2 separate regions of the Homo sapiens genome follow, and region 2 is linked to region 1. A link is an interaction called in ENCODE POLR2A ChIA-PET data of the cell type or tissue named here. Cell type or tissue: MCF 10A. All regions are shown on one strand. Each heading gives the region's core, and the rest is flanking DNA. Links, peaks and the distances in the headings are about the cores only. Region 1 overlaps TNFAIP8 (TNF alpha induced protein 8). Region 2 has its middle 30 kb from the start of HSD17B4.

Region 1 (5,377 bases), core at 74-5,073:
TTTGGATGCTTCATGCCTGATACGCTGTAAGAGGAGATACTTTTAAGTCATTTTTCTCAACTGTAGTGAGAGACTAGTATACTTTGGGGTTGAATCTAAGTCCTTGGAGGCCAGCATATTTTTGCATATGCGTGAATGTAGAAGCAAATGACTGGGGATATTGTTAAGCCATCAGAGCTTAAAACATACTTGACTCTGTGCCAGGGGTGCTGGATATTTGTCCCCAGCCTATAGCCATCTCCTAAATAATTGATTTAATTTTTCCTGCTTAACAATGAATAAGTGATTGTGCTTGGGTATTAAACAGAGAAAAATAATCCAGGCCTTGCTTTATTAAAAACTGAATGAGTTTAAATTATTCAGACATAGAATAAATAGGAAAGAAGGGGAAATGAAAGAAGAAACTCACTTTTTTAAAAAGGTGACTACCATTAAAAAGAGGATATCAACAGTTTCCAGTGGATGGGGCTTCCTGAGGAGATAGGCTGATAGCCGTGTATTTGGCATTTAGTTGTTTCCTGAGTAAATTGCTTAATTATGAAGTAGTTAAAGTGAGTGGCAGTTGAGATCTCTGAGAATCTTTCTAGTGCTAAGCATCAAGGCATCCAGGGCTCCTTTGCTCTGGATGTTGAAGCATTGATACCAGAAATTGAGAAAGCCATTGTTAAGGGGTGGGCGAGGTGTCACTTTGTGGGGACTTGGAAAAGAGTGAGGATTGAGTGGTGAGTGAGTCTGGCTCGCTCCTCCATTGCCCATAGTAGCCATTTCCCACCACCACCTCACCCAGTTCTTACTCTCATGCCTCACCAGGCCTGCTATTTCACAAAGAAAACAGTAGCCATTAGATAACTCCCTCAACGTCCTGTTCCCAGACTGACAGACTCATCTCCGTCCACATCTATCCTCCCTGTGTCTGTGGAACAGGTGTCATTCCTACTGCAGAATGCCCCGCCTTCCACCTTGGGCTCCTCCTACACCAGTCAGCCCATATCCTTCCTGGCTCCTTCTTTTCTGCATATAGAAGAACTCAAGCTCCCCATTCTAGGACATTGGCACTTGCTGGTCTTCCTGCCCAAAATATCCTTCTCTCCACCTGACCTCCTTTTCTTGGTCAGCTCTTTAAAGAGGCTTTTTCTGAACCTAAACTCAGATCCCCTGTCGCCCTCTCTCAGAGCACCTGTTCCTTTCCTTGCTGGCTCTCCCCACACTGCTTAACATCTCTTCTAGACCACAAGCTCTGCAGGGAAAAACAATGTCTGTTTTATTCCCCGCTGTATGTCTAGGACCTACAGAGTAAAAGGTGCTCATTAAATGTTGTAGATTGAGTGAATGGTCTCCATTCTTTAAAGTTAATCCTTGGCAAAAAAAAAAAAGTTTAGTTGTTCCGTAGTGGTGATTAATATCCTCTTCTGTAATAAGAATCCCAATGATATTTTATAAGCTACCACACTGTGTAGTACTCTGTTTTAACCTCACATGGTGTGGCAGCTTATATAATATCATTCATCACTAAGGACTATTTTGTAAGTTTTCTCCCCTATTCCTGCCCTTCCCCAGCCTTTGCTTTGCAGAGGGAATGAAGAGAAAAGGAGGTTAAAGCAGTGGTTCAGCTCTGATGAAACCAAGGGGTATAGCTGACCTTGATGTCATACATAATGTAAAAGGTACAGCATATGCTCTTAAACACCGGACTTTGACGTGCTTATCTGTTTCCTTTTATGTAGTCATTAGGCTTGGAGTGTTGTGTGCTGACAAGGACTAAAAGTGGAAAATCCATTTAGAGATCTATCATACTCTCTCCTCTACAGTGGACATCACTTGATAACTTGGCATTGCCAGACACCTCCAGCTCTGTAAACTTAAATGCATTTGGAGCTTTTTTCCCCTCACTTCTGAAATTTTTATCATATTGAATATGCATCCTACCTTTCTTGCCCCCACCTTACGCCATTGAACAGTCAGGATTATATGGATGATTAAATTTCCTGCTCCTGACTGTTGGTGATCCAGGAAGTAGCCAAAAAGTGGGTGGGTGAAAGAGAATGCAGTAGAGCCAGAAAAACTCAGGACCCAGCGATTGCATTTCAGAACACTGCAGAATTGCTGGATTTACCTATAAATCATTTATTTGTCAGCATTTCTGTCTTTATGCTAGCAACTTGTAAGTCAGTGAGATTAGTGTGGTTATAGACCTGTCTTCATTTAGAGAAGATTGTTCTTTAAAACATAGTGTAAGCTGAATTAAAACAAAACCAAATGATATGTATATCTTTAATGTTTAAGGAAGGTCTGTAGTAAGAAGTCTTCTGTAATTTAAAGTGCCCTTCTCCCACCAAATACACATAGAATCACCATGATTTAGAGCTAAAAGCGACTTTGCCAATCCTTCTTTCTGACCTCTTCATTTTAGAGGTGAGGCACTGAGGCCCAGCAAGGTGATTGCCAAGCCCTTTCTATCCTCTTTAATACATGTTCTGCAAGCAAGGATTTTTGCAAACACAGGTTTTAGCATCCTGGGTATTTGTATGCACTCTCCTTGAAGTAGGACAGACCTAGTCTGTTTGTATAGTTGTCATTCACTACCTCTTGGGGGGATTTATAAAACGCAGATGAATGTTTAAACAAATGAAGATTTCCTGTTTCACCTTCTACGTGTAACTCAAGAGAATAAAACATGAGACATTGTGAAATAAAATTTAGCTCTGCAAGTAGATCCTATTAGATCCCGGATTTTGAAAGTTGTAGACCAAGTGAGAGGCAGGTAAACAGTGAGCTCACTTGTTTTCATTCCTTTGAGAATATCATTCAGGAAAAATTAGCTATTGAGGGTGTTGGTTGGGTACAGACACTCTTCCTTGGGGAGAAGGTATGTATGTGTGTGGGTGGGAAGGGAGTCAGCATTCTGACACAGAATGTGCTATTGCAAAAGCAGACATCCCACAGCCTCTCTTTCTCTGGAGCACATTGCAGCAGGCCCGGTGCACTCTGGGAGTCAGGACACCTTTCTCAGGAAGCATTTGCGGGGCTGCAGCGCACTGCCCCCCCAGCCGCTGACCAAGATATCTGAAAGAGCAATTGCTTAAATTTTATTCTAAAAGTTTATAAGCCTTGAAGAAGAGGTACAGGGATGTAGTATGTCCTGAGTGACTAACTGCTGAGTTGGGAATAAATTGCCTAAGGGAGTGCTGCCCTGGGAATCTGTAAGATTGAGTAAAGCCTGTTAGTTAAGCTGGTATTTATATGGTTTTGAAGATGGGGGAGGGGAGGAGTTGTGTTTATGTGGACTTAATGATAATACATTCTCCAGCTTTGTAGTGAATAATAGTTAATTTTATAAGTAACTAGGAACAGAGTTTCTTCTAAGAAGGTGATGAAGCAAAGAGACTATAAGCAGAATTCCCTACGTGGCTCTGATAGCTTTAGGTGCCTGAAGCCTCCAGACCACATTTGTTGAAGTCAGGGTTGACTGTCAAGAAGTGAATAAGCAGCTCATGAATTTTCCTTCCAGTTTGACCTGCCATTTATGCTTGGTGCCAGCTCACCTGGCTTCAATATGTGTTTTCATGTGGCCTACGCAGCCAGGCTGAGAAGCTGGGGACCAGGGGTGTCCCCAGAGGCACAGGCTGTTCTGCCTGTCATGGACTGTCCAGTAGACTCCTGCTTCCAGGGTGCAGCCCCTCTCCCTTGCCTGCTGCTGCCTTCTTTGAGCCTCAGATACTCCTAACAACAAATGTTAACTGAGATAGCACCTCCTCTGCAGGGCCTGGAGAAGCAAAAATGTGTGTGTAGATAACCCCATCTTCAGAGAGTTTTTGGTTCAGGGCATCACACACAGCACATGTGCATCCATAGTACAAAAATACATGATGGAGAGGGATGAGTACAGCTCAGAGGATCAGACAGTGGACCCTATGAAAGTCTAGAAGAGGGGGTATTCACCAAAAGTCATGATGGACAGAAGTGACTTCAAAGAGGGGTAACTTGTATTCCAGCTAGTTCCTTTAAGCAAATGGAGAAGAGAAAAAGAAAGAGTGAGTGACAGGGAACCTACTTATGCTGTGTGCTGGGATCAGGAAGAATGTCTACAGAAGTGTGGAGAGCAGTGATCATGGTGGGCATTCGTGGTGATGTTGTAGTGGTACATGGGGCCAGTCTAGAAGCTGGACTTTCCCAGGGGGACATTGTATGTAGGTAACAGAGATAAGACCCTGTGAGTCAGGAGACTGATCCTACTCATGACTTTGTTCCTGGTTGTCTGTGCAACCTTCAATAGCTACTTAATCTTTCTGAAGTTCAGTTTCCCCATTGGAAAAATTAAGGCTAGGCACAATGGCTCACACCTGTAATTACAGCACTTTGAGAGGTTGAAGGAGGTGGGTCAGTTGACCCCAGGAGTTCAAGACCGGCCTGGGCAACAAAGTGAGACCCCCCATCTCTACAAAAAAAATTTAAAAATTAGGCACAGTGGAATGCACCTGTAGTCCCAGCTACTTGGGAAAATCAGGAAGATCATTCGAGCCCAGGAGTTCAAGGCTGCAGTGAGCTATGGTCGTGCCATTGCATTCCAGCCTGGGTGTCAGAGCAAGATTCTGTCTCAAAAAAAAAAAAAGAAAAAAGAAATAGGATGGTTTTCAGCTGGATGGAGGAGGGCAGATGCAAAGTAGTGTTTTAGTAATGCCAAGCTGGCAAGAACCATGAGTTGGTCTGGAGGGCAAGATTGAACCTGAGTATAAGGAGCCTCGCCAAGAAAGTGTGAGAGTAGCCAGTCACAAAGGGAGAGTTGATTCCCCATATGTAGTCTCTGAGAGCAAGACTGTAGGGAAAGGAGGGGACTGGGCCATGGATTTAGCTTCTGAGAATATCCACTTTTACAAAGGAGAGAGGTAGATGGAACCAATAAAGGAAATAGAAATGGAGTAGCTCAAGAGGTAGGAAGAAACAAGGAGAGCATGGGGCCTTGGAAGCCAGAAAGGCGAGAGCCCCGTGGAGGCTGTGGTCAGCCTGTCTGTAGAGAAGAGCTGCTGAAGATTGCTTCGTCTTCCTTTTGGGCCTCAGCTAAAACCAGGAGCCTGGGTTTGAGGAGCTCATCTTCTAAGGGATGGGAATATATCATCAGTATTCAGTTAGTATTTAGCAGGTGATCAAGGGCATGAAAGAAGGCATGTGGGGCCCAGGAGGTGACTGCCCTGCCAAGAGCAAGTGCCCCAGCCTCCTGAGAAGCTGGCCGTCTCCATTTCTGCATGCTTTCCAAGTCCTAGTTGCCAGTAGATTCCTTTCCAGATTGTCACACCATCACCTCCAACCAGCATTTGGAAGAGCATTTGCCTACAGGCCTCTTCCTGTGGCATCACACAAAATATGCAGTGGTACATGAGGG
Region 2 (5,377 bases), core at 179-5,178, 62 kb after region 1:
GTTAATCACCAAGAGAAAGAGGAAAATGTCTCCAGGGCATGTCAGAGGTCTTCACAGCAGCGTCTCTCACCACAGGCCTGGCAGCCTAGGAGGAAAAACTGGTTTTGTGGACTGGGCCCCGGGTCCCTCTGCTGTAGGCAGTCTAGGGACTTCATACCCTACCACACAGTCGCTCTAGCCATGGCTAAAAGGGGCCAAAGTATAGCTTAGGCCATGGCTTCAGAAGGTGTAAGCCCCAAGCCTTGGCAGCTTACACATGGTATTGAGCCTGAGGGTGCACAGAAGTCAAGAATTAAGGTTTAGGAATGTCTGCCTAGATTTCAGAAGATGTATGGAAACTCTGAATGTCCAGACAGATGTTTGCTGCAGGGGTGGGGACCTCATGGAGAACCTCTGCTAGAGCAGTACAGAAGAGAAAATGTGGGGTTGAGGCCCCACACAGAGCCCCCACTGGGGCACTGCCTAGTGGAGCTGTGAGAAGAGGCCACCGTCTTCCAGACCTCAGAATGGTAAGTCCACTGACACTTTGCACTGTGTGCCTGAAAAAGCCACAGACACTCAATGCCAGCCCGTGAAAGCAGCCAGGAGTGGGGCTGTACCCTGCAAAGCTGGGGCAGAGCTGCCCAAGACCATAGGAACCCACCTCTTGCATCACCATGACCTGGATGTGAGACATGGAGTCAAAGGAGATCATTTTGGAGCTTTCAGATTTGACTGCCCCTCTGGATTTTGGACTTGCATGGGTTCTGTGGCTCCTTTGTTTTAGCCAATTTCTCCAATTTGGAACAGGTGTATTTTCCCAATTCCAGTACCCCAATTGTATCTGGGAAGTAACTAACTTGCTTTTGATTTTACAGGCTCACAGGCAAAAGGGACTTGCTTGTCTCAGATGAGATTTTGGACTGTGGACTTTTGAGTTAATGCTGAAATGAGTTAAGACTTTGGGGGACTGTTGGGAAGGCATGATTGTTTTTTGTTTTTTTAAGATGGAGTCTCACTCTTTCACCCAGATTAGAGTGCAGTGACACTATCTCAGCTCACTGCAATCTCCTCCTCCCAGGTTCAAGCAATTCTCCTGCCTCAGCCTCCTGAGTAGCTGGGACTACGGTCATGCACCACCATTCCTGGCTAATTTTTGTATTTTTAATAGAGGCAGGGTTTCACCGTCTTGGCCAGGCTGGTCTAAAACTCCTATCCTCAGGCGATCCACCTACCTCAGTCTCCTAAAGAGCAGGGATTACAGGTGTGAGCCACCACACCTGGCTGGTGTGATTGGTTTTGAAATGTAAGGACATGAGATTTGGAAGGGGCCACGGGTGAAATGATATGGTTTGGCTGTGTCCCCACTCAAATCTCATGTTGAACTCTAGCTTCCATAACTCCCATGTGTCATGGGAGGGACCTGGTGGGAGATAATTGAATCATGGGGGTGGTTTTCCCCATACTGTTCTCGTGGTAGTGAATAAGTCTCACAAAATCTGATGGTTTTATAAATGGGAGTTCCCTTGCACAAGCTCTCTCTTGCCTGCCGACATATAAGATGTGGCTTTGCTCCTCATTTGCTTTCCACCATGATTGTAAGGCCTTCCCAGACATGTGGAATCATGAGTCAATTAAACCTCTTTCCTTTGTAATTACCCAGTCTTGGGTATGTCTTTATTAGCAGCATGAGGACAGACTAATACAAGCCCTTAATAAATAAAGGCTGAATGTATGCATGATGAAATCTTACCTCCTGCATAGGGATCTGTGTGCCCAAGAGATAAGTTTAAAATGGAAAACATGGTACTGCTTTTATTAAAAACACCACTTTATAAAAATGTGGAAATGTTTATTTATTTTATTTTATTTTACTTTAAGTTCTGGGATATATGTGCAGGATGTGCAGGTTTGTTACACAAGTATATGTGTGCCATGGTGTTTTGCTGCACCTGTCAACCCGTCCTCTAGGTTTTAAGCCCCACATGCATTAGGTATTTGTCCTAATGCTCTCCCTCCCCTTGCCCCCCATGCCCCAACAGGCTCCAGTGTATGATGTTTCCCTCTCTGTGTCCATGTTTTCTCATTGTTCAGCTTCTACTTATGAGTGAGAATATGCAGTGAAAGCATCACTTTTATACACTAGTCACCACTGGATGCTATCACCGTATCTTGTGCTGTTATACTAGAATGAATGCTAGCTCCTCTTGCACCTCCAAAGTGGGATGAACTCAACTGCAATTCTCTCACTTGTCTTACTTTTCCAAAGAGCACAGGATGCATAAGACCAGTGTAGCAGCAGCTACACACCCACAATACTTAGGAAACATGAGCAGCAGTTATCACAAGCAAAAATGATATTTCCCAGATCCCAGCACAATTTAGATCTTTATTGCAGTTGCCAGCCAAGCGATTTAGGATAATTTGCAGAATGGAGAAAACAGAAAAGCTTGTTTGAGCTTGTCAGGTTGCTTGCCAGGTTACCAGTCATACTGTGCCAGTTGGCCAGGGTCTGTGAGCCTAAACTCAATTGGGAAATATCTTGTGTAATAAGACTAGTTGTGTTTCTATGTACTCTTTTTTTCTTTTTTTTGACAGAGTCTTGCTCTGTCACCCAGGCTGGAATGCAGTGGCATGATCTTGGCTCACTGCAAGCTCCACCTCCTGGGTTCACCCCATTCTTCTACCTTAGCCTCCCGAGTAGCTGGGACCGCAGGTGCCTGCCACCATGCCCAGCTAATTTTTTGGACTTTTTAAGTAGAGACGGGGTTTCACTGTGTTAGCCAGGATGGTCTCGATCTCCTGACCTCGTGATCCCACCTCGGCCTCCCAGTGTGTTGGCATTACAGGTGTGAGCCACCGCGCCCGGCCCACTGTGTTGTACCTTTTGTTACCAACATAACAAGGTTTCAGAGGCCCAGTTAGGGTGCAATGACATTTGCTAGGCATCGATTAGTAACACTGACTTTGCTACTCCAAAGGATGCTTAAAAATTTCCTTCTTGCTAACATTTTCTTGCTACAGCAGGTTCAACCTGGATCATCTGTCCAAGGCTAAGGAATAAGATAAAGGAGAAAAAAATCAGAAAAAAAAATCTATGAGATTTCCACCTAGTAAGCTGAGCTTGAGAAAAAGAGCAAGTCTAAGCTCTGTTCCTGGCTCTAGCAATGGTTCTACAGTTCATGCAAAATCCAGCTGCCGTTGCAGTATAGAGCCCCTTAGAAAGCTTCTTGTGACCCCAGGAAAGGAATTTCTATCTCCATTCAAGACTTGATCCTGACTTATGCAATATGAGTTCCTGGAAAGCCTATGTTGATCCCCAGATGGATCCATTTTCTTATTAAACTCAGATACTGTGGTTTAAAAATGCTAAAGCATACTTTTGGCCTGCATAGCTGCCATCTAAAGACAGCTGCAGCTCAGTGACAGCTCAAATCAGCCATGGTAAATACAAAAGTTTTCATCTCTCCTTGCCATATTTTGGTTTCAGATGGTAGCTCTCATTTGTTGCCACATTGAGCACCAAAATGTTCAGGATTCAGTGTGGGCCTCTCCCTATTTCATACCTCAAGTTCTGTAACTGCAGAGATAGGAAATCTATGCCCATAGGAACCAAATGAAAACAAATAAGATTACAAAAAGGAGTATGCTTGTTCCAGTGCCCAATGCCAGGCAGGTCTAGGCTGGCCACTCCATAGTTTCAAGTGATAGTCTGGACGAAACTGCCATACTGGAAGATAAAGAACAGAAAGGAGATGGCTTAGCCTCTTACTAGCTGAGTAACAGTCTTGATCAGCTTGCTGATAATCCATGCGACAGAATAAAGGAAGCAGAAGGAAGCCCACCATATAGGTGTAGGAAGTGGAACAGAAACGGTGGGGCTTGTTACTGCCTTTAGAGCATGGTATCCTCACGTTAGTAAATGTGGTTCAGCGAATACCTCTGGCTCTCTTCAGTCAGATTGGTCTTTCTTCCTTCCTCTGGGGAGAGATACTAAGTGGGGCCATACAAAAGAGGGGCTAGTTATGTCTGTCCTCACTGAGCCAAGGTTGAATCATGGCCTAAGATGCAGAAAATTTCTCCTTCTCCCCAAGTAAGATAAGTCCATTAAGATGACACTTTTTCTAATTATATTATCTGCAGCATCGACACTATTGACCTCTTCAGTTTCTACTCTCCCTTTGGTGAATGCTATATTTTTCTGGTCACTGTCACAGCTCTCACTCACTTTTCCTCAGTTGTTATTGTTGCCTTTCCTCTAACTGGGTCTTAAATGTGGGGATCTCCTCTCTCTGTCTCTCTCTTTGTGTGTATCTCTCTATTTCTCTGTCTTTCTCTTGCTCTGCATATTCTGGCTGGATAATTTCGTCCACTTCCAAGACACCAACTCTATTTTCATGTTGTTCTCTTTTATATCTTAAACTCTTGATTCCCTCTTAATTTCTAAAACTAATTTTCCAGATGCTTTCTGAGTTGTCTACAAAAAGTCCTCATTTGCATCTTAAAATCCACATGTTAAACGAAATCTATTGACTCCATCTCTGTTCCCCCAATTTTTCTACTCATTGCCCTCCATAAACTCACTCCTCTTCTGATGTTTCCTATTCCAATTAATGGCATGCCTACCTAAATCCTTCAAGCTTAAATCAAATGCCTCCTTCTTCTTGAAGTCTTTCATGCCACCTTGGTTAGAATTATGAGCTCTTTTCTTTGCACTATATGTTGCTTATTTTTCTTTCTTAGTATGGATTTGTCAAGAACTGTGAAGGGTCTGAGATTATAACTTACTGGCAAGCTGACTAGTTAGCCTAACTAGTTCAGTGGATGCTGAGACAAGATACCAGACTCCAGGGTCAGAGACAAATGCTTTTATTGCTTACAGCACAAGTTCTATGAGTTTCATGTTTTCATTGGTTTCCTTGTCCTTGCCATGCTCCATGAGTGAGAGGCAGAGGGGCCTAGGTTGGTGCTGAGCATGCAGCAGTTTTGTGCCACAGCTGAAGAACTCTGAGGCTAGGAAACCTGGATCTTTTATAATGGCTGCAAGCAAACCTTCCCGAACTTTGCTCAAGAGGGAGATGTTATATTTATGACACTGGACAGTAAACAAACCTGTCCTTTGTTCCATAAGCAAATGCTATCTCTATTTTCCATTTCATTGTCTTATTCATTATACAAACATCCTTAAAACGATAGTCTAGGACAAAAGGGTAGTTAGTACCTCTTGTCATAAGATGAGCAGAAACATGAAAGGTCTATGGAGAATTGGCTCTCAATGGGATTCACCCTGCCTTGTGAATCCCATTGTATGTGCTTAGTATATATAATGTTTTTTTTTTTCCTACATGTCCAAATGTAATCTCTGATGTTGGAAATTGTGGCTGATTTAGGAATATTT

What was found. Peaks named below come from ENCODE experiments on the same cell type or tissue, not always from the same donor. Only the 100,000 strongest peaks of a DNase experiment are listed, where the experiment ranks them.
Region 2: POLR2A ChIA-PET joins it to region 1 with 15 read pairs; 6 of 35 experiments call an interaction of 5 or more read pairs at or near these places.

Annotation. Positions count from the first base shown.
Region 1 is chr5:119,358,196-119,363,572 of GRCh38, forward strand. The region is part of intron 1 of TNFAIP8 (TNF alpha induced protein 8); the gene reads left to right. Among named protein-coding and RNA genes, the nearest start is that of TNFAIP8, 4.9 kb to the left of the region's middle. In MCF 10A, for the core only: no CTCF peak of the experiment used is centred there; DNase peaks (open chromatin) are centred at 2,906, 3,186 and 4,736.
Region 2 is chr5:119,420,305-119,425,681 of GRCh38, forward strand. No RefSeq gene overlaps it. Among named protein-coding and RNA genes, the nearest start is that of HSD17B4, 30 kb to the right of the region's middle. In MCF 10A, for the core only: no CTCF peak of the experiment used is centred there; a DNase peak (open chromatin) is centred at 2,477.